Regions from separate parts of the Homo sapiens genome. Here all the other regions are linked to region 1. A link is a contact called in ENCODE Hi-C or POLR2A ChIA-PET data. All regions are on one chromosome and are shown on one strand. Each heading gives the region's core, a stretch centred on a gene start or an enhancer-like site at or near the end of the contact. The rest is flanking DNA. Distances are from core to core; before and after follow the strand shown. Region 1 overlaps LOC105370615 (a long non-coding RNA gene). Region 2 has its middle 85 kb from the start of FOXN3-AS2. Region 3 overlaps EFCAB11 (EF-hand calcium binding domain 11). Region 4 holds the start of FOXN3-AS2 (FOXN3 antisense RNA 2).

The links. Hi-C counts contacts between places; a loop is a spot of excess contacts on that map. ChIA-PET counts read pairs that join two places held with the same protein, here RNA polymerase II (POLR2A). Pooled maps may share reads with other maps.
Region 2: a map of gastrocnemius medialis shows a loop between it and region 1 (2.5-fold over the local background). The contact joins two enhancer-like sites. A Hi-C loop is called at or near these places in 2 of 168 maps with a recorded cell type or tissue (CD8-positive, alpha-beta T cell and gastrocnemius medialis) and 7 of 50 pooled maps. POLR2A ChIA-PET finds 5 or more read pairs at or near these places in 2 of 52 experiments (A549 and OCI-LY7).
Region 3: a loop to region 1 is called in a map of gastrocnemius medialis, with 14 times the contacts of the local background. The contact joins two enhancer-like sites. A Hi-C loop is called at or near these places in 2 of 168 maps with a recorded cell type or tissue (gastrocnemius medialis and testis) and 3 of 50 pooled maps. POLR2A ChIA-PET finds 5 or more read pairs at or near these places in 2 of 52 experiments (PC-3 and activated CD4-positive, alpha-beta T cell).
Region 4: a map with no recorded cell type shows a loop between it and region 1 (2.4-fold over the local background). The contact joins the promoter of FOXN3-AS2 here to the enhancer-like site in region 1. A Hi-C loop is called at or near these places in 1 of 168 maps with a recorded cell type or tissue (OCI-LY7), 1 of 37 single-sample maps with no recorded cell type and 3 of 50 pooled maps. POLR2A ChIA-PET finds 5 or more read pairs at or near these places in 2 of 52 experiments (K562 and MCF 10A).

Annotation. Positions count from the first base shown.
Region 1 is chr14:89,037,584-89,042,969 of GRCh38, reverse strand. It overlaps LOC105370615 (a long non-coding RNA gene), which reads right to left. Exons shown (of 3, transcript XR_944128.3): 1 at 1,191-5,386; 2 at 7-352. Among named protein-coding and RNA genes, the nearest start is that of TRA-AGC15-1, 61 kb to the right of the region's middle. RefSeq lists enhancers at 1,464-2,020, 2,072-2,191 and a silencer at 2,492-2,551. Within about 2 kb of position 2,194, at least 31 of the 41 ENCODE cell types and tissues checked have a DNase peak (open chromatin) inside an H3K27ac peak, as active enhancers do; they include gastrocnemius medialis, where a contact is called at or near this core.
Region 2 is chr14:89,658,129-89,663,393 of GRCh38, reverse strand. No RefSeq gene overlaps it. Among named protein-coding and RNA genes, the nearest start is that of FOXN3-AS2, 85 kb to the right of the region's middle. RefSeq lists an enhancer at 4,075-4,184. Within about 2 kb of position 2,998, at least 4 of the 41 ENCODE cell types and tissues checked have a DNase peak (open chromatin) inside an H3K27ac peak, as active enhancers do; they include gastrocnemius medialis, where a contact is called at or near this core.
Region 3 is chr14:89,790,866-89,796,161 of GRCh38, reverse strand. EFCAB11 (EF-hand calcium binding domain 11) reads left to right here. Exons shown (of 6, transcript NM_145231.4): 6 at 1-1,493. Among named protein-coding and RNA genes, the nearest start is that of EFCAB11, 160 kb to the left of the region's middle. Within about 2 kb of position 1,846, at least 4 of the 41 ENCODE cell types and tissues checked have a DNase peak (open chromatin) inside an H3K27ac peak, as active enhancers do; they include gastrocnemius medialis, where a contact is called at or near this core.
Region 4 is chr14:89,572,833-89,578,811 of GRCh38, reverse strand. FOXN3-AS2 (FOXN3 antisense RNA 2) reads right to left here and starts at 2,596. Exons shown (of 1, transcript NR_024620.1): 1 at 1,335-2,596. It also overlaps a transcript of FOXN3 not described here.

The DNA of each region.
Region 1 (5,386 bases), core at 945-3,444:
TCTTACCTCTTCCAGCTTAGAGGCTGCCAACAATCCTTGGCTTGTGGCCCCGTCCTCCATCTTCAAAGCCAGTTGCACAGCATCTTCAAATCTGCTTCCATTATCACATTGACTTTTCCTTATATAAGAACCTTTGTCAATGATTAAGCCCATCAGATAATCCAGGATAGTCTCTCCATCTCAAAATCCTTAATTTGCCAAGAGCAGTAGTGCATCCCAGTAGTCCTAGCTACTCAGGAGGCTGAGGCAGGAGGATTGCTTGAGTCCAGGAGTTTGAGACTGTAGTGTGCTGTGATAATGTCTATGAACAGCCACTGCATTCCAGCCGAGGCAACATAGCAAGACCCTATCACTAAAATAAGAAAAAAAGAATCCTTAATTCAATCACATCTGCAAAATCCTTTTTGCCATATAGGGTAATATTCACAGGTTCCAGGGATTAGGATGTGGACATCTTTGGGGTTCATTATTCAGCCTCCCATACTCAGCATACATTGGATTAAACCATATACATTGGGTTTGTAGGTCAAAAAAGGTTCAATATTGGCGATTCCATGTGATTCCACCTAAGGGTTCTCAATATATAGGAGTTACTATTAATACCAATAACAAAAGAGGAGATAATTTTACCATAAACTGCCAGCTCTGGGCCTGTCCCTGTTGTCTGAGGAACAGTGTTTTGGGCAATTTCACCTGACTGTCTGTGTTTGCTGAGCCCTGGGTTTTTAGTACTTCCTGTACCTTAGTACTTCCTGTGTCACTGCCCTGGAAGCATAGGTAGGTTCCTCCCCAAGACCATTTGCCTCTCTACTATCCTGGAAGAAGCCTACTAAAGAACTGCAGAAAGAGACACTCCCTTCTGCCCAGCTACAGGGCTCTGTACTCCATAGCATCAACACTGCTGAGGAAAAAGCAGCTCCCAAAACTGTCCGTGTTGCAAATGTGTTTGGTGCGGTAAAAAGTCTGTGGCACTGACGCACTGTGCCATATTAAAGCCTGAAGCCAAAGGAAAAATAAAAATCAGTGATATTGAGCTTCTCTTTATTTCAAATCTGATTTTTTTTTTTACCATGGTTATTTTACATTTATTTTGACTTTTAAAAAATATTGCATTAAACTATTATTTATCCTGGCTACTAAGTTTTTTGGCATTCCCTTAAATTTTGCACCCAAGATTTCATTCTCCTCACCCTAATTCCCAACCTGGTCTGTGAGTTGGTATTTGCAGCTATTCTGTCTGATTGATGATCGTTTTGGAGGGACACTCCCGGCAAAAGTTCAAACTTTATCTGTAGAGGAAAACAAGGTGGTTAGGATTTACCGAAGTAATGAGAAGGAAAGTCACCCTCAACCTCTAAAATACCCCTTTTCCGAGTGACTCTCTTGGCTGCCAATTGCCTTCTCCAAGTGAAAAAGAATAAACTAATTTCATACCTATTCTGTCCAATAAAGCTCATTGTCCTACCTCCACCTCCAGTGGTAACAGACAGGAACAGTTCATTTTCCATTGCTAAGCAACGGCAAAAACAGCGCCCGGCATCTGTGCCCGGCCTCACCGGCTGATAGGGATCACTGTCTAAAGTTCTTGTTTGCATTTTGAAGTCAACAATAATTGCGGTTCTCTATTAGTGTTCATTAAGATGGTTTATGGCTGGACTAACTCCAATCTCCACTCAGCGGTTTGAATGCGTTGTCCTCCCAGGGAAAGAAATATTTGGCAATAAAAACCCTGCGTTTATTTCCTCCCCTCATTTCCCCTTGCTGGGCTGGGAAACGATGGTCACCATCCGCAGTTCCCTGGCCGGGGAGAACAAGGCGCCTGTTGAAGGTTGTGGAAGAGAGGGGTGGAGAGGAAGCCTCTGCCCTCCTGGAGCTGGCTTCCTTCCACTCCATGCTGAAAGTAGGCCAGTGGAGCAGAAGTCTGCTGGGGGAAGTGAGCTCTTGCTGTTCACTGGGGCGGAGAGCACTACCCTATTTTCCCAACGCCAGCCCTCAAGTGTGGAAAGAACCTTCCCAGCCTCTTTCCACGGACTCAGTGCCAGGGAGAAGCACTGCCCTGGGACGTGATCGGCTCCTGCCTCCCTGGCCCGGGACTGGGTCAAACAGTGGCCTCAGTGTGATGGCAGAAAGTTCCAGGCAGCTTGAAAGGGCCGCCCTTGGATGCAATTCCCAGGTGTTGACTCACCCGCGGCGGCTGAAAGGCTGCCAGCCCCGGCCAGCAGCAGGCCGGCACCTTTACGCAACCTCTCCTCATCCCCAGCTCTGAAAATACATCCAGAAAGCAGCCTAAAGCAAGTCATAAGGATGTCGTTCTCCCTTTTAGACCCCATTCCAAGACACCCTTCCACGCTCGGCGCTTTTCAGAGCAAGCGTGGCCTGGCCGTCATGGTCCTCTCCTCGCTGGAGAGAATTTTAGGGCCATCCTGGAAAACAAGCCCGCTGGCGCCCCCTAGTGTGCCCGGGAGCCAACGCCATTCCAATTTGTGTTTCGGGGAGGCCGGGCTAGGTGAGTGGGGTTGGAGAAACGAATCCAAGGGATCAGGGCAGGAAAGTTTAATTCCATGAGGTCTGGGGCAGGTAACAGAAAATCACACTTACAGTCCTGACTCCGTTTATGACTTAAGAAATTGCTGTTCTTAACTTCTCTCTCGTGCTTTCCTCTGACTCAAATCTCTCCTGCCTGGTTGCTGGAGAGCAATAGGATCTTGGTGTCTCTATTACTGAGGGAAACTGAAGACCAAGTAGTCGAAATACCTTAACCTTATTAAGAAGTTATAGAATGACCCTGTCTTGGGGTTGGTATGTGCAGAAGCTTAATCATCGGAAATCAAGAAACTGTAAGTCCAAGATCATTTGCTTTGCTACTGTTGCTAAAACGTCTTCACCCTTCTGTTGAGTACAGAGACACCCTACGGCAATGATTCCCAAGCAACTGGAAGGTTAAGAAGATCTTAACAGCAAATTCCTTGTATCCTGGTAATTCTGTAGTTCTTTCTCTTTCCTTCTTCATTTTCTCTGAATAGCAAGGAAGACAGAGTTCAGGTAAATGTGGGGGAAAAAATCTTTTGTCAGGATAAGCCAGGGCAGGATGGGTGCTGGAGTATGATGGGGGTATCGAGAGCCATGGAAATCTTTAAAAGAATTGGCCACCACCTGCCTAGGATAACTAGGAGGTTTGCCTACATAAAAGCTTGGGCGCTTGACCAAATGGTCACTTGAAGAATCTTCCCAAGTGGCTGGGTGCGGTGGCTCATGGCTGTAATCCTAGCACTTTGGGAGGCCAAGGCGGGCAGATCACCTGAGGTCAGAAGTTCAAGACCAGCCTGACCAATGTGGAGAAACCCCATATCTACTAAAAATACAAAAATTAGCTGGGTGTGGTGGCACACACCTGTAATCCCAGCTACTCAGGAGGCTGAGGCAGGAGAATCGCTTGAACCCAGGAGGCAGAGGTTGCAGTGAGCCGAGATCATGCCACTGTACTCCAGGTTGGGTGACAGCATGAGACTCCGTCTCAAAAAAAAAAAAAAAAAAAAAGGAATCTTCCCAAGTTGATTATCTTGATTAAACAGTCAAGAATAGGGATGGCAAATAAGTTTCACATTCCATACCAACCTTAGTCAACTGAAGAGCCCAAAGCATAGTATTGAGAGTGTTCCTGAAAGTTCAATTTGAGGCAAAGCATCTTGATTGATTTGTAATGTCTGCCATGAGCACACAACAGATGGGTGGTGGCATACATACAGCTAGGCAGGAAGATAAAAGAGGGTATTACATGCCAGAAAGCCACACCATTGTGCCTTTTTCTTTCTTTTTTTGTTGCTTGTTTGTTTGAGAAAAGTTCTTACTCTGTGAGGCTGGAGTGCAGTAGTGTGATCATAGCTTACTGTGGCCTCGAACTCCTGGGCTTAATTGATCCTCCTGCCTGAGCCTACAGATAGCTGGAACTACAGGTGTGTGCCACCATACTGAGCAAATTTTTTACGTTTTGTAGAGACAAGGTCTCACTATGTTGCCCAGGCTGGTATCAAACTCCTGCGCTCAAGTGATCCTCCTGCCTGAGCCTCCTAAAGTGCTGGGATTACAGGTGAGAACCACTGCACTCAGCCCCCATTGTGCCTTTTGATGCTACTGTTTGATAATTCTTGTATTTGAGGACTGTACTGACAGTGTGGCTTTTCCAACTTCCTGTATTAGGGTTGAGGGAACTTACTTTTCCCATCTTCCCCCTTTTTTTTTTTTAATTATACTTTAAGTTCTAGGGTACATGTGCACAACGTGCAGGTTTGTTACATATGTATACATGTGCCATGTTGGTGTGCTGCACCCATTAACTCGTCATTTACATTGGGTATATCTCCTAACGCCATCCCTCCCCTTCCGCCCACCCCACAACAGGCCCCAGTGTGTGATGTTCCCCTTCCTGTGTCCAAGTGTTCTCATTGTTCAATTACCACTTATGAGTGAGAACATGTGGTGTTTTGTTTTTTGTCCTTGCGATAGTTTGCTGAGAATGATGGTTTCCAGCTTCATCCATGTCCCTACAAAGGACATGAACTTTTTTATGGCTGCATAGTATTCCATGGTGTATATGTGCCACATTTTCTTAAACCAGTCTATCATTGATGGATATTTGGGTTGGTTCCAAGTCTTTGCTATTGTGAATAGTGCTGCAATAACCAACAAACCATCTTCCCCTTTCCTAGTTTATAGAGCCTCTTGGCTGACCTGACAGCTGATATGGGATAGCAACAGGTAGAGGTGAGAATGCACCTGATTCTCACCTTTCCTGAGATTATATGGAGTGATGGCTCAATCCCCAAGTACAAATTGAATGTTGACGGTATGGCCAAGAGGCTGGTAAGTGCTACAGCCATTCAGAGAAAAAAGGAGGGTACAAAAAGTTTCTAATACACCTCTCCTTAGTTACTCACTCGACGAGAAGCAGTTGGAGAACAGCAGCACAACACAATCCCTCCAGAAACAGAAGCAGGAGAGGTGGGCGGAAGTGAAGCCATCCTTTCCCTCTGACCCTGCAGACCCTCGCGCAGCCACGGATCAGAAGCAGGAGGCTGCTGAGGGCCTGGCTCAGCTCTGAAGCTGTGCAGCATGTCCAAGGGGCTCTCCTGGCATGCCACAGAGCACCGAGGAGTCCTCATGGGTCCCTTCCAAAGTATATTTTGAACCATTCTGATTCTCTTCACTGCCACTATCCCCATTCCAGTCACAGTCACAGTCACCTCTCCAGGACAATGCACTGGCCTCCTAACATCCCTCCCTGCTTCTTACCTCCACCTTCCACCCATCACTCCACCCTCTCGTCTGGAGCCCACTCTCCAAATAGCAGGCAGCAGCGTGGCCTTCCTGAACACAAGTGACTCCAGCA
Region 2 (5,265 bases), core at 1,749-4,248, 620 kb before region 1:
TTATGCACACCGATAGGAATAACTTAAGAGTACAATGATTTACTTATTCAACTTAAATTGCTATGAGAATAACCCCTTAAAGAAAAAGATGGCATTATAACATTTAGCATGATGCAACACTATGGTGTTATGTGGTGTAGTTACTGAAGGCAGTAACAGACCAATCTAAAAAGAGAGGCTGTGGTATGAAAATCATTCTGAACTCCATTAGACAAATGGCTGACTTTTCCATCTCCAGAAAGTAACAAATAGGAGAAACAAGGACAGACAAGACAATCAAGAGATTACAGCAATGTAGGGTCAAAGGAGAGCTTCCTCTTCGCCCTCTGAAGGTTTGCTTGAAAAATCAACTCACAAAAGGCAGTTTAATGGGACAAAAGGCAGACAATTTATTTAACACACACACACACACACAGAGCCACGCAGTGACCATCCAATGGGGTTTGGAAGCTTATATGCCATCCTGGCTGGACATTATGGGAAGGGAGCGAAGAGGAACTCTGTTGACGGGATTACTAGGAAGAATGAACGGATCAGGGAACAGAGATTAATTTGTTCATTTTCTTGTGAAAGGGTCTGTTCCAGTATGGTTACCTTCTTGGTCTTAGAGGGAGGAGAAGAAGGAACAATGGTTCCTTCTGGTGGGTCTGGATCTTAGGCAGATAAAGCTTTTGAGAGAGACAATGGGGTGGAGAAGGTCAGAGAGACCTTGAAGCTTCTTCAGTTCAGTATGTCAGACCACCATATTTTAGGGTATTGGGTTTCTGAGCCCCAACGGTAACATTAAGAGAAGGAAAAACGTCAAAAAAATAATTGTTGTAAAACAAACAAAAAATTAAAAAAAAAAAAAGACCGTTAAAAGAGAATGTAGCATAGAGCAAGAGGCATGTTTGGAAAAAGTGATCACCTTTTAGGAAGTTGCCAGTTGGTGGGATCCTACCTAAGCAAGCATTCCCGGGTGTGAGACCATCACTTTGCCTTTGAGATGCCAGGGGTTAAAATGGCATCTCAAAGAAAAATGTATCAAGTGTGATACATGAACGCAAAAAATGTAGAAAATGTAAGGCATTGTTCTTACATTTTCCCCCCTACCTTTGTACACCATCAGATTGGTACTTTTCATGGTAATAAATTCGTGGTTGAGAGTGGGCATGGAGTGGCCAGAGAAAGGCTGTCTCAGTCGCATTTTAGAACCAGCATGTTCTTTGATTTTTAAATTTTTTTTTATTTTTCAGGCTATGCTTCAAATTTTCTTCCTAGAATTTTTTTTTTCTCTGTGCAAGTTATCTTTAAATAATAAAATCTCTTTCCCTCCTAGTATGCAATGCTCGTAATGACTTCAATGAAACATTTAGGTCCTCTGGAGCCCAGGACTGTTTTGTGATTCACATCATTACAAAATATGTCCCATTAAGATGATGCACAAGCTGAACGGGAGTTAATGAACCTGCATTCTTGCAGGATAATTCAAACTTTAAGGGTGATATTAACTTAAATAAAATAAGAAAGGGAAGAAAAATCAGGTTCATTGTACACCAGAGATCATGATCTTTATCCTCTCAGTTCATAAAAGCTTATCCGTTGCTCAGTTACTCTCATACCATTATTAGCGTGGTTGTAGAGCACATATATGTATATAATTAAGTGCCCCTCTGTGGCCATTAAAGGGCTGCCTGCGTTTCCGCAGGGAGCACACGTGGAAGTTGATTCACAAGCTTATAAGAGTGTGTCAGTACCTTTCACCTTTATGACATGCTGCATGGAAATATGTGGCATCTGCCACTTATGATCCAAAGCAACAGTGGGGAAAGTATGGCCCATGGCCAAATCTGGCCCACCACCTGTTTTGTAAATAAAGTTTTATTGGAACACAGCCACACCCATGTATGTACATATTGTCTATGGCTATTTTAGTCCTGCCACAGCAGAACTGAATAATTGCAATGGAGATTGTAAATGGCCCACAAAGCCTGCAATATTTACTATCTGGCTTTTTAAAGAAAAGTTTTTGCTGGGTGTGATGGCTCATGCCTATAATCCCAGCACTTTGGGAGGCCAAGGTGGTGGGATCTCTTGGGTGCAAGGCCAGCCTGGACAACATAGTGAGACCTCATCTCTACTAAAAAATAAAAATAATTAGCCAGGCATGGTGGTGCCGGCCTGTGGTCTCAGCTGCTCAGGAGGCTGAGATGGGAGGATCCCTTGAGCCAGAGAGGTTGAGGCTGCAATGAGCTGTGATTGTGCCACTGCACTCTAGCATGGGCCGCAGAGTGAGACTCGTCTCAAACAAACAAACAAACAAAAAACAAAATGGCCAGGGATGGTGGCTCATGCCTATAACTCCACCACTTTGGGAGGCCAAGGCAGGAGGATCACTTGAGGTCAGGAGTTCAAGATCAGCCTGGCCAACATGGCAAAACCCTATCTCTACTAAAAATACAAAAATTAGCCAGGGATGGTGGTGCATGTCTGTAATCCCAGCTACTAGGGAGGCTGAGGTGCAAGAATTGCACCCGGGGGGCAGAGGTTGCAGTGAGACGAGATCACGCCACTGCACTCCAGCCTGGGTGAGAGAGAGAGACTTCGTCTCAAAAAAACAAACAAAAAAAAGACATGGTTTCACCATCTATTTGGTCTAAAGGCAAACCTTTGCTCTATACCTGTTGACCAAATACATGATTGTAAAATGAGTAAAAGCTGTATTAAATTAGGGAAATATGTAGTTCAGAACACAATATTTATATTGCCTATGATATCAAGGTTCTAGGAGTCACTTGACCTACTGAGGAATATTAGTCTTTTTTTAAAAGCCTACACTTGGTATTTTAAGCTCTTCTTTCGTTGTCAAGAAATTAAATAAATAAATAAAAACAATAGCCACGAGTTTTTGTGAACCCTCCTGAAACACAATGTCTCGTGTTCCCCTTCTGGCTCTGTGGCAGCTGTTAACTATCAAATACTATTTCTAGAACTGTGCTGACATCAGTCGATGATGATACACAAAGCTGTTTGGCATGACACACACTGTGCAAGTTGAGGCTGTTAAAATGAAACAGCTCTGTTAAAATTAACTCTATTCACATCGCAGGGAAAATATCTAAGTTTGCCAAATCAATTCCTTCCTATATCAGTGGGGAAGAACCATTTTCCAACCTCTAAAAAGGTGATTCAGACACAGGAGAGCAAAAAAACCTCCAAAATTAAAATGATAAAACAAAAATTTGCTTGACAGCAAAAGTACTTCCAAATGGATGAAATTGAATCCAAAATTGTGCCTGCAACAAATTTAACTGACAAGAAAGTCTGCATAATGGACTTGGTTTTATTATTAATGCTAATATGGGTACATTTTTGTTCTATTGTGCTGATAGCAAGAAGATAAATGCCCACCGAAGGCACTAAAATATCTCCACTCGGTTGAAATACTGATTATAGTTAGAATGCAAACACTTATTCTTCGCTTGTGAGAAAGAACCATTTTTTTTAAAAAAAAGAAAGTGTTACTATAGAGGCCATTTCAGAATCAGGTAGAGCTTTGAAATAGAATTTCTTAAAATAATGTCATGCAACACTTAATGAAGAGTTTCTTTGTAAAATTTTAAATTATGTAGATATAACTTTATCAAAATGATAAATATATTCATTGCATGATTTCTAATTAGCACTTCTTTAAAATTAATAATTAGCCTTACAGAGTCCTTATAATCAGGGGTTGAAGTTTACATTCAGGAAAACTAAGTCTAATGGTATAAATGATTTTTTTTTTACCAGCTCACCTCCCCCTGAAAATCGGTGCTTCAGACTCTCTCCTTCCCTGAACCCCAAGTCACAGGGGCAGCCAAACAGGGATTGAGAGTCATGAGGATTGTGCCCAGGAGTATCTGGCCAAGGGTGGAAGCTCCACAGTTGTTTGCAGTCAGGAGGGCCAAGGGTCTGGAAGCCAGGGAGTTCAGGCCAAAGCCACGGTGGTGTGTCAAGCCAGTAAATCAGTTAATCTGAGAAGCAGCAATTGGGTTTTGGAGATCAAGACTAGTATAAGGTCAGAAACTCCAGGAGGTTAGTAACAGCAAGGAAATAGAATGTAGGCATGTCAGCCCTGAAGGCAATTTCTATTTGTGCTTGCTTTTAGGGGACCTATTTATGTTCCCCGTGGCAGCATGCAGGGTACGGGTTACAGCTGCTTTAAGAGTGAAACTACTGTAGATAAACCTTGAGCCTAGCTGAAGCTAGCCTTCAATTACAAGAATGCTGTTGGACAGACCTCGGTCATGTAGAGATTATTTGAATGGCAATTACCCCTGTACTCTAAGCCTGTACTAATCATTCTAAATTCTCCCACTACTTGCCTTCCCCGTTGATTCATTTAGTTAACCTTTCTCTACTTTCTAGATCACTGATGCCTACGGTAGGCAGAATGTTAGATGGCCCCCAAGATTCCCTGCCCCACTGGTGGATATACCCCCTCCCCTTGAGTGTAGCAGGATCAGAGAATGTGGTGAGATGTCACTCCCTTGACTAGGCTACTCATCAGTTGACTTGGAGTTAATCAAAAAGGAGCTCTATCCTGGGTGGGCCTGATCGAATCAGGCAAGCCCTTTAAAAGAAACTGAAGGTCAGAGAATATATGCTGCTGGCCTCTGGAAGAAAGAAGCAAGCTTTGATGTTGTGAGAAGAGGAGGTCACATGGTAAGGACCTGAGCATGGTCTCTGGGAGCATTAAGCTGTCCCTTGGTCACAAAGATGCAAGGAAATGAATTCTGCCAACAACTACTGAGCTTGGAAGATGACCCCGAGCCTCAGAGGAGATCCCAGTTCACACCTTGATTTCAGCCTGGTGAGACCCTGAGTAGAGGGCCTCGCTAATCCGTACCCAGATTCCTGACCTATGGAAACTACGAGATAATACATTTATGTTGCTTTAAGCTGCTAACTTTGTAGTAATTCATGCTGCAGCAATAAGAAACGAATGCCCTCTCCAATAAAACTTTCTGTGATACTGAAAATGTTCTATATTTGCTTTGCCAATATAGTGGCCACTAGCCACATGGGGCTACTGAGCATTTGAAATGAGTCTAGTGTAAGTGAGGAACTGAATTTTTTATCTTATTTAATTTTAATTGCCGGGCACGGTGGCTCACACTTGTAATCCCAGCACTTTGGGAGGCCAAGGCGGGTGGATCACCTGAGGTCAGGAGTTCAAGACCAGCCTGGCCAATATGGTGAAACCCTATCTCTACTAAAAATACAAAAATTAGCCAGGCGTGG
Region 3 (5,296 bases), core at 597-3,096, 750 kb before region 1:
GAAGAACAGGGTGATGAGGGTACTGGGGGCAAGAGACATGTTTGCAGAACCCTTTAGGATGGTCTAGGCTTGGGAGTCTCACTGTGGAGAAGCAAGCCTTGAGCTGCTCAGCTGCCCTCTGCTCCATACCCCCTGGTTTCTAGCAGTCACGTCCTGCACCCAGACACTTAGCCATGTGTGTTCACGTTCCCCATGCCTTGCCTGTCCTGCTGGGCTCCAGTAACTGCTATACTGGAGCAAGAACAGCAATGCTGGACACTCAGCATTTAGTGAAGGTAATTCCAAAATACTGGTATCAGTACTCTTATTTATAAGTGTACGGAATGCATAACATGAACATTAGTCAAAGAACTTTTAATATAATTCACTTTTTAAGTGTTAAAATTTAAAGGTCAAGTAAAATTGTAAATTTGTAATATGGAAACATTAAGCGTCATTATCATACAAATTATTAGCAGATAACCTTAATAAAAATAAACGTTTGCGGGTTTTTTTTGAGACAGAGTCTCACTTTGTCACCTAAGCTGGAGTACAGTGCGCGATCTCGGCTCACTGCAACTTCCGCCTCCTGGGATCAAGTGATTCTCCTGCCTTAGCCTCCTGAGTATCTGGGTTTACAGGTGTGTACCGCCACACCCGGCTAATTTTTAGTAGAGAAGGGGTTTCACCATGTTGGCCAGGCTGGTCTTGAACTCCTGACCTCAAGTGATCCGTCTGCCTCGGCCTCCCAAAGTGCTGGGATTACAGGCGTGAGCCACCATGCCTGGCCAATAAAAATAAAGTTTTAAACTGTCAAATAAGAGGAGCCTAACAAGATGTGACAACTAAATGTCATTTGGTATCCTGGATGAGATCACGGAATAAAAAATAAACATTGGCCGGACACAGTGACTCAGCCTGTAATCCCAGCACTTCGGGAGGCCGAGGCGGGTGGATCACGAGGTCGGGAGATCGAGACCATCCTGGCTAACACGGTGAAACCCCGTCTCTACTAAAAATACAAAAAACAAAAAAAGATTAGCTGGGCGTGGTGGCAGGTGCCTGTAGTCCCAGCTGCTCGGGAGGCTGAGGCAGGAGAATAGCATGAACCTGGGAGGCAGAGCTTGCAGTGAGCTGAAATGGTGCCACTGCACTCCAGTCTGGGCAACAGAGCGAGACTCCCTCTCAAAAAAAAAAAAAAAAAAAAAAAAAAAGACATTAAGTAGAAACAAATCAAGCATGGACTTTAGCTAATAATAATGTATCACTATTGGTTCATTAATTGTAACAAATGTATCCTACTCATATATAATGTTAATAGTAGGGGAAACTGGGTGAGGTATATGGGAACCCTCTACTATTTTCACAATTTTTCTATAAATCTAAAACTATTCTAAAATTAAAAATTCATTTAAAAAATAAAGTCTTATTCAAAACCTGTTAAACTAAACTTTATCTAAAATGAAGAAAACATTGAAAATCAAGTAAAAATAAAATCTTATTTCAAATACAAAGCGGATCAATGGTATCATTGAGTAGCTTTTGTGTTTATGTACGAATTGTTCCAGTTGATGAAAAGTTGATGAATTGTTCCTTTCTGATTTTGGGTAGAGTTTTGTTCAGCAAGTATTTTCATCATAAGTTGAATAATTGAGTTGTTGATTCCTGATCTCAGAACATAAATGATGCATACTTCAGATTTTTTAAAATATCAAAATTGGAGTAATACATGAACAAAGTGGCATTATTCAGAATTTCCAGAAAGCCATAACCTCCTATTGCAGTCACTATTCGGACCTCATTTCTCCCAGGAAACATGACAAGGGAAAGGGAGGGGTCATTTCCTACAGTTGATGCGGCAGGCAAGAGGCCAAGTTGGGGATAGCTGTTGGGCAACTCCCTTGACCCTGGACTAGTCAAGGCTCTTTTTTGTCTCAGTGACGGAAAACCACCCAAACTAGCTTAGACTGCAAGAGAATGTACTGGAAAACACTGGGCTATCTGATAGAACTAACATAGAGACAGCAGTGGTGCAGTGGGTTTCCAGAATAACTAGAACCAACCATACCAGCACCTTCAGACTCTGCCTCTCTCCCGTAGTCACGGACAGCCTCACAGTATCCTGAAAAGGAATTGGCTCATGATTCATCCAGTTCCAAGTCTAGAGACCCCACATAGAGGCTCTGGCCCCTTGGAGCAATCAACTCTGGTTCACCCAGGGGGTATGGACATGGCCAACTGGGCACTGGCCCAGGTATACCCATGGCTGGTCGCAGAGAGGGGAAGTTTGTAAGATCTGAGCAGACATCCCATTTTCTTTCTTAGAAGAAAACTGTATGTCTATCTAGCTGCAAACTGTAGTCTAGGAGGGAGAGTGCTCCTCGGATTTGCTACTTAGGAGGATCCAGGCTCTCAGGGTGAATACAGAAAGAGGGAATGAGAAGCCACTCATGTCACCTTCCCCTTCTTTTCACTTGCCCTGGGCCCAATCCAAATCCTCATCCCATAAGCTTTTTCCCCAGCTTCTCACTTCCAGGTCCTAGTCCCTGTCTTTGTCCCCAGTCCACATGCTACTGTCTGTGCAGAATGACTTTGTTGATCTGATTTCAGTTGAGTGGCCCAAGGGTGGACGTCTGTTGACCAACTCAATCTCTTCTCTTGGGAAACACCAAGAGTGGGCATAAGTGAGAGAGAGCAGTGCCCCTCTGAGGGGCTGAGTAAGTGGGTCTGACTCAGGAGTGAGTGGCACACATGTTTTCTACCACATGGCCTGGAAACCCAAGGCAGCTAGTTGGCATTGAGAGCGGAGAAAAAAGAAAAAGACACCGAGAGGAGAACAGGAAAGGAGACAAGAAGCCCCATGATGTTTGGCTGCTGGTTAAAGCTTGTGTCCAAGGCCCAGTCATAACCCTCTGGGTCCTGTGAGGTAACCCTGTATCCTCCCAATAAATCTTTCTGCTCAAGCCAGCTGGAGTTGCTTTCTGTTATTTGAAACCAAGAGAACCCTAACTGTTGTAAGCATCGAGCCAAGGACAGAGTCTTGGGCAACGTTAACATTTACTAGGACAGCAGAGAAAAGTCTTCTAACGAGACTAAGAAGAAGCAGTTAAAGGTAGAAGCAGAAGCTATTGCCCACTTCTCTCTACGATTCCCCTGCCCCGACTTGCCCTCTCCCTGTAACCCAGCTCCATCTTCCCCATGGCAGCTGCTCTCAAAGGGGTCACCAGTGAGCTGCTAATGAATGGCCAAACGCACCAGCCCTTCTCTAACCTCATCATACTTGTCCTTTCTCCTGGGTCTGCCCTGACAGCTGCACCTTTGAAATCCTTCCCTTTTAGTTTCCATGACATGGGTCTCTCCTGGTATTTCTGTGCCCATTTTTTCCCCTCTGTCTTTTCCTGCTTCCTCTCCTACAGCCATCCCGTAAGTATTAGCATTTTCCGAGGCCCTGTATTTGGCCAATCTTCTTGATCCACACATTCTCCAAGGATGATTTCATCACCACCAAGATTTCAGCTATTATCTTTATGGATATGACTCTACAAACAAATCTTTATTTTGACCTCGGCTCAACTCCAGACCTGTGTTTTCATTTGCCTATCGGACTGCCATGCAAGCTCATTGAATTAAAATCAGACTCATCGTTCCCCTCATTTTCAAAATGATTTTCCCATTCTGTGTTTCTTTTTCCTAGCCGCCGCCCCACCCCCCGCCCAGAGCTGTCATCTAAGCCAGCTGCCGCAGAGTTCTTTTCAAGTCTCCCCCATCTTCTTTAGCTCCGTCATCCAGACACTTGCTGAATCCTTTTGAGCCTGGCTCTGTAAACCCTTCACAGCATTGTCTTCCATCCCCTCCTGATCATCCTGCCTTTTCCTTATTCCCCTTTCCATCCTTCCACCTAGTCATTTTTTCTTCTACTCATTTATATAAAGATGAGTAAAAGATGTGCAAGTAAGAAGTAAACCCTGCTGTCAACAAATTTCAATCTAGTATGTCTGTTATCTTCCCAAAGCACAGACAAAATTACTTTGTCTCTGCTCAAAAGCTTTCGGTGGCCATCTTTTCTATTGGATAATGTCGAACCCTGTAATATGCCATTCAAAGCCCTCCATAATCGGGTATCAATTTATATTTTCAGTCCCATTGTTCACAACTACCTCTGCCATACCACCCCACAACCAGGTAAACTCACACACACAGTCCCTTCTCCTAAATACACCAAAAACAAGACATCTTTGCCCAAAATAGAGGAGTAACAAATACTCTTGGAATTAATATCTGACAAGATAATAGGAAAATGCAACCATAAAATAATAAAACTCACTTTGAAAAACATCCGGGATCATCTTCATCATAATGGGTATTTTTCCCTTCACTTTGTCACCCTGGGAAGGGGGACTAATTATGCCAGGTATTTTGTATATTTGTTTTATTTTTTAAATTATTGAGATAGATATTAGTCATCCTCTTTTATAAATAAGGAAACAGTCCCGGAAAATCTAAGTAACTTGATTCAGGCTAAGTGATGGTGACGGGAGAAGAGTGTCAGGGTAGGGATTCAAACCTATCAGCCTGACCGAAAACATATGCCTTTCCTACGATGCTGCATTATTACCTGCAGTGGGAAAATCATCTATGACACTGATTCATATTCTATGGTTACACTTCATTTTCAGTCTAAAATGAATTTACCCAGATTCACTGGACAATCCAAGACAAGCCTTTAGCACATAGTAGGTATGAAAAATTAATTTCCAAGCTGGGCTTGGTGGCTCACGCCTGTAATCCCAGCACTTTGGGAGGCCGAGGCGGGTGGATCACCTGAGGTCAGGAGTTCGAGACCAACCTGGCCAACATGGTGAAATCTCATCTCTACCAAAAATATAAAAATTAGTCCGGCGTGTTGGCGCATGTCTGTAATCCCAGCTACTCTGGAGGCTGAGGCAGGAGAATCACTTAAACCCGGGAGGCAGAGGTTGCAGTGAGCCAAGATCGTGCCACTGCACTCCAACCTGGGCAACAGAGTGAGACTCTGTCTCAAAAAAAAAAAAAAAGAAAAAAAATTATTTTCCATCTTCCACATCACCAAACTTAACCAAAATTACTTTGGGTTATTAAACCCACTTTCAAAAGACAAGGATTAAAATGTGCTGCAATCTCTAAAGGCAGTATTCAAAGAGGAGTTTCAGAAATGCTGCGAACAATTGAAGCATCTTTGAAATAGGTGTGCATTCCCACTGGGCAACGCTCACTTATGTATATAAATTCTAAACTGTATCTCACCAATCAGCCTACTTGGTATTCACACCTCTCTTAC
Region 4 (5,979 bases), core at 1,347-3,846, 540 kb before region 1:
AGAGACCAGTTAAGAGGAGTGACAGTGTCTAGGAGAGAAGAAGGGGGCTTTGGTTAGAGTGAGGAAGTGGAACGGCAAAAAAAGAGCAGTTCAGGATTGTGTTTGGAAGCAGAGGCAACAGGGCTTGCTGACGGATTAGAAGGGGAGGGTGAGAGAAAGGGAGGAATGGAGGATTATTTTAGAATTTTGGAAGGTGGTATCATTTCTTGAGATTGGAAAGACTTGGAGTGAACACATTTGGGGTGGGGAAGTGGAGAACAAGAGTTCTGTGTCGGTCAGCCTAAGTTTGAGATGCCTGTTGCACGTGTCAGGGAGTGCTGCTGGCTGTACCCATCTGGAGCTCAGGGGGAGAGTCATGGAATTTGAGTTATTAGCATGTACGCGGTGTCTGTAGCTAGAAGGTTGGGTAAGATCATCCAGAGAGAGGGGGTAGAAGAGACAGAAGTGCCTGGACAGAGTCCTGAGCACTAAAATGTCAAGATCAGATGAAAAAAGATTAGCTAGCAAAAATCACTGAGAAGGAACTCTCATTGAAGTTGCTGAAAGAGAAGTGGGCATCTGGTGTTGCAAAACCACAGGGCTGGACACACTGTAGACATTCAAAGAGAGTTAGTTTCTTCTTTAATGGAAAAGTATCATTCATCCATTTTAGGTCTTTCAAAGGATATTATATTACCTTTCATCCCAGCATAAATTCAAATTGCCATGGCATTTTTTCCCTTTCATATGTCTTTCAAGGTTGAAATATAGAGCCCTGAAGAGCTGTGGGTTGGTCACCTCTCTTCGAAAGCATGCATTTGCTAGGTTGCAAATCCACCAAGGGAAGATTTCTCTTTTTCCACTGGAAGTTCACATGATTTAATTTGCCTGAGTAACCTGCTGTCATAGGTTTTCATAGAGTCCTGACATCTAACAGAGTAATTAATGCTTTAGGCTTTTAGGAGCTGTTTCAGGTTTTTATTAATCACCGTTGTGATTGCACGTGTGAATTATGAAGGAGTTATTTTGGTAGTTGAATTTCCTCCTCAGGAAAATTTCCATATTTGTTCATGATGAACTGATAGCCTGAAGAAAAAGGAGAAAATGGAGAATTTTCCCCGGGTCCGAAGCAGGCACTCCACATTATCCAGGGTAAGAATGACTTCCTAGAGAACAGAAGGAGTGTGAGGTGTTTGAAGCTGGTGGTTAACCGTTTTCTCTTTCCCTCCCTGAAATTTAATTAGAAATTCCCCGTGATTGCCCCGGGAATATATGGATTTTGTGAACTTTGTAAAGATGTGTGGCATCATTTCATCCTGACATCATTTGCCATGAATTTGCAGGTTTTTTATTCCTTTATGATTCCTGCCATTGGAGGAATCACTCCTAGGACCTTCCTGATTCGTCTACTGGTCTTTTTGGGGTTTTCCAGAAGACGGAGGTATCTAGGTAATCGGAAGGAAATAGAAACCTATCCTTATAATTTTATTTATGGAGGACTACATGGATTTTCAAAATTATGTGATTGTACTTGAGATCAGTGTATGAAAAAGGAATGCACTGAGCGGAGTCTAGTCCTTAGGATTCTCTTCTGAAGTGTGAAAAAGAAAACACAATAGCTGTTATCTTGGAAACTCCGCCCCTCCAGGCATTCACTCGCACCCCAGGCATTTGCAGGCCCTCTGCATAGACTCTGCTGTGGCTACACGTGGGTCTTCCGTGCCATTTTCCTTGGCATGTGAGTAAATGTAGGTTTCCCCTGTGTTTATGGGAAATTTTACTCCCAGCCTTTTACGGTGACAAGAGAAGACTGGCTGCTTTACTCAGCACAGGGCGCTTTTCAATGATTAGAGCGATTTTCTCTGATTCTACTATACTTAGGGAAGATTTTTGAGACTACAAATACAAGACAAAGTAGTTATGTATCAGCATACGGATGGAGGCAGCCACTGTGCTAGTATCCAATTCTTTGACTACTGAGTGAAAATAGCTGCTCCTGTTCTAATTGCCATTTTTACTCTTCCTAAGTGGCCAGTTGGGAGAGACGGAGGAGGGAGGGAAGGAGCTGGGTTGGGCGGGAGGAGGTCCATTTGCAAAGTCAACAGCGGAAGTGTTCGGGGAACAGAAGACATCTGATCCGAATTCTATACAGATAAGGGAAGGATTGGATACCCAGCAGATGGGCCACCCTTCTAATTCTGCAGTAGCTTGCCGTGACAGACTTCTAATCTGATGGTATTTTCATCTTAATTTACTTGCAACCTGTTTTGTTTTGTTTTGGGTTTTTTTTTTTTTGTAGGTAACAGCATTTCTGACAAAGGTGATACATTTGCTAAAGCTTAACATTCAGATTCCTTCCTTGTCTGAGTGTTATATAATTATATATACATTTGGGCTCAAAGGTCCCAGTCTAACAAATTCCCTTCACAGGAGCACCATTTGAGGGCCCATTCTCTCATTAATTTTATTTGACATTTATGTCAACATTACATTCCTAGCCTAAAAGGAGAAATCACATGAGTACGCAGGGGCGTATTTTAAAGTGGAGTATTTAGTTTGGCAGTGAAAGGCACCCGGCGAAGTCTGCGAAAGCAACGTTTTCTAAATTAGTTAATATAAAGTGGTCTAAATGCACTAAATTTATATTGTTCTACAATGTGCTAAATGCTAGAGCACGTGGCTGTTTTGATATTTCTAACATTTTCCCCCTGGGGCTCCCAGAATTGCCTAAGATGGGTGTCTCTGGAAAATAAACTTGGGAGCCATCAGAGGTGTCAGGAACAGCTGAAAACAAGTCACTTACGATGTCAGCGATGGAATTTGCTTCCGTGAGACCTTGTGCAAAAATCAAAGACCTGATTCTTCTGCTTAGCCTAACTTCAGAGCGAGGAGTTTATCGGTGGGGCATAGAGGCATCTGGTCCCCAGTTCTGCTGAATGAAGAGTTTCACAGGCGCTGCGTGGAGGCCGGAGGGCGGTTGCCAGCCCCAGCCCAGCATTGGGAGCCAATCACATGGCCACGACTTTGCCTAGTGCTTCCCAAAGTAGACAAAAGCGTGAACTGGGGTTATCAAACCTAAATAAGAAACAGTTGTTAGAGACCATCGGTATCCTCTGATTTGGGAGCTAAGTTGAATTTTGATTCAAGAGATGCCACGAGAGAGGGAAAGAGCTTCCCCTAAGCAGCCTCCAAGGGCCCGAGCGTGGCAGCTCCTTCTGCTTCCAAAATGCTGACTTGTACATACTTGGTGGTTTTTGTGCTCTGGAGCTGTGCTTTGTGTTTGGCTATAACAATGAGTTGCAGACTGGGTTTTTGCTTTGCAGAGAATTCACCAGCATTGGAGAGGACCTGCCTTTGGTAAAAGCAGGGAGTGGGCAGTTTGTCCAGCCCCCGTCGCTTGAGTTTATTATAGTGTTTATCCCTTCTCCCTATCATCCCCACCCCAGCCAGGGTTTACTGACCCAAAACGACCTCCCAATTTCCTTTCTGCCATCTCTATCATGAATCTCAAGGGTCAAGTGCTTGGTCACCAGCTGACCTGTGAGCCTACCCAGATAGCAAGGTCCTTCAAGGTCATCTTAGAGTGATCTTAACTATGATCTTCTAGAGTCAGTGTCGCTTGGGGGTCCCCTTCGTGGGTTGGCAGAAAGGTGAGGATTTTGTCAGGGAAAATAGAGGAGGAAGGATGATTGCAGTTTATGAAGGAGAAACTTTGAGTCTGAGTTAGCTTTCATCAGAGTCAGTATAGACAACCTTGCTCTCAACACCTCACTTTGGCTTAGAGCACTTCGTGATTTTCTTACCTGATCTCATCTGCTTCAGCTTCCCGCTGGCCTTGTTTGCATACCGATCAGCTGGTGGGGTAGCAGTAGAGTGTTTTAGAGTTCCAGTACACCCTTCCTTTCCTATAAAGGCACAACATACAGAAGAAATAGAAATTTACAATTTTTTTTTTAAAGCTGTAAAGGCAATTCTGATTTTCATAGGGAAGAGATTTTAAGAATTGGAGGAGCCTCGGAGGTCTTTGCATGTCTAGATAAGCTTGGAGGTTAAGAGCCAGGTCTCCTAACATTTGGCCCAGTCTTCTTTTCTTGTTCCAGCCACTGCCTGTAGGACGATCAGAGAAGCTTCCCATTGAGATTCCAACATAGGGATGTAAAGTGGTAGGAAATCCTTCTGCTAAGAGCTGATAACAGTTATGTACCAACACTATGGGAGGGAGTGGCCCTTTGAGATGGTGGAGTGAAATCCTGGGGCTGTGTCTTGGCAGGGGGCAGAGCTGGGACTGGCACCAAGCTCCCTCAAGCACTCAGTTCAGTGGTCTCCTCCCTGTTTCCTGGGTAGAAGGCGATTGCAGGCACCCACTGGTTCTCTCTCTGCTCTCTCCCTGCCAGCCACCAAGCGTATCCCTGCCAGGCCATTATCACCACCTCGCCAGAGAAGACCAGAAACCTTATTCTGGAAGTTAGAACCATGGAACGAATATGTCCTTATTAGACCATGCCTCTGTTTTTAACTTGGTTAAATGAACTACCATTCTCTTATAAAACATCCACTTTTCTAGAACCCTTGTTGCTGATGTTGGCTGCCCAGAGGTGGCACTTTTCAGCCAGGAAGAGGTGGGGGTCTGCTTTGGAGTGGAGTGAATTATTGAGTAGGGGCTGAAGGGAGAGTGGCTCAGACCAACAATAATTGCAAACAGTGGCCATGGAGATAATTCCCTTTGCCTCCTATCTCCTTAAAAAAGTGACTCCTCTTTGCTACTAAGGACCTTGCTTTCTTTTTACTTTATTTTATTTTTGGAGATGGGGTCTTGCTGTGTTGCTCAGGCTGGAATGCAATGGCACCATCACGGCTCACTGCAGCCTCGACCTCCCAGGCTCAAGGGATCCTCCTGCCTTAGCCTCCTGAGTAGCTGGGACCACAGGTGCCCCCACACCAAGCCTGCTAGTTTTTTTATTAAAATAGAGACAGGGTCTCCCCATGTTGCTCAGGCTGGTCTCGAACTTATGGGCTTCCAAAAAGATCATGCACCCGGCCATGACCTTGCTTTAATCCTCTTGTGGCCTTTAGGCACAGCATGCACATTCTGATGGGGTCCTTAATTGTTGTCCCCAGTACTTGTATATGTGTTATCTGGCATGTTGCTTGGCCTGGGGATGAAGGGGCTCAGGTATTGTCTATGTGCAAACTTTCTTTTCCAGTGCAATTTAGAAACTGCTGTTGGACTCCCATCCCGTGGATGGGAGGCCATTCTCTTCCTTAACGGGATTTGGAAAGCAAAAAGCATGCTGGTCTTCTAAGTGCAGCTTTATTGGCATTTGGCTTCCTGCAATATATTTGTAATATAGTATGTATGCTGTATCTGAGTAAATCAGTAGGTATGTTTTGAAATTAAATATTTGCTAAGGGCTAGGCTCTTCTCGTGTTAAATTATTGATAATAAACTTCACAGACACTGTATGAGACTTGATGATATATGATTTTTGAGTGACCTGCCATTTATTAGACTTTATCTGCCCATGAAATCTATTTCCAATTCAGACCATATCTGCTTCGGGATTGCTTGCCAGAAATCTATTCCCAAGATTCTCCTTATTTCAGTGAAATATCTCTGGCTCAGCACCTTTCCCACGGCGGCTGATCTAATCGGGGCTGGATCACTTATCGCTTCTCATTTCCTTTGGCAGCACTGTCAAACTAGAAGTGCATCTCGGGGACACTCAGAAGCACTAGGTGACGCACCTCCTTCTCCCTTTTCCTGTATGGCAGAAGGTAGGGAGAGGTGAACTCCCCAAACCACAGCCCTGCTCTAGGGTCTAAGCAGAAACAGGACCACCTTTGTGGTTAGGCTAACAGAAGTTGTGTCCCTGCCTCCCTCTCTGCCAGGAGCTGTCATGGAAGTGCCACATGGAACCCTGTTCGATGACCCCGAGCAATTAGAACTCATTTGCATGGCATGGAAGGCCAAGCTGGGGCCCCGAGGCTTTTTCAGCTCCC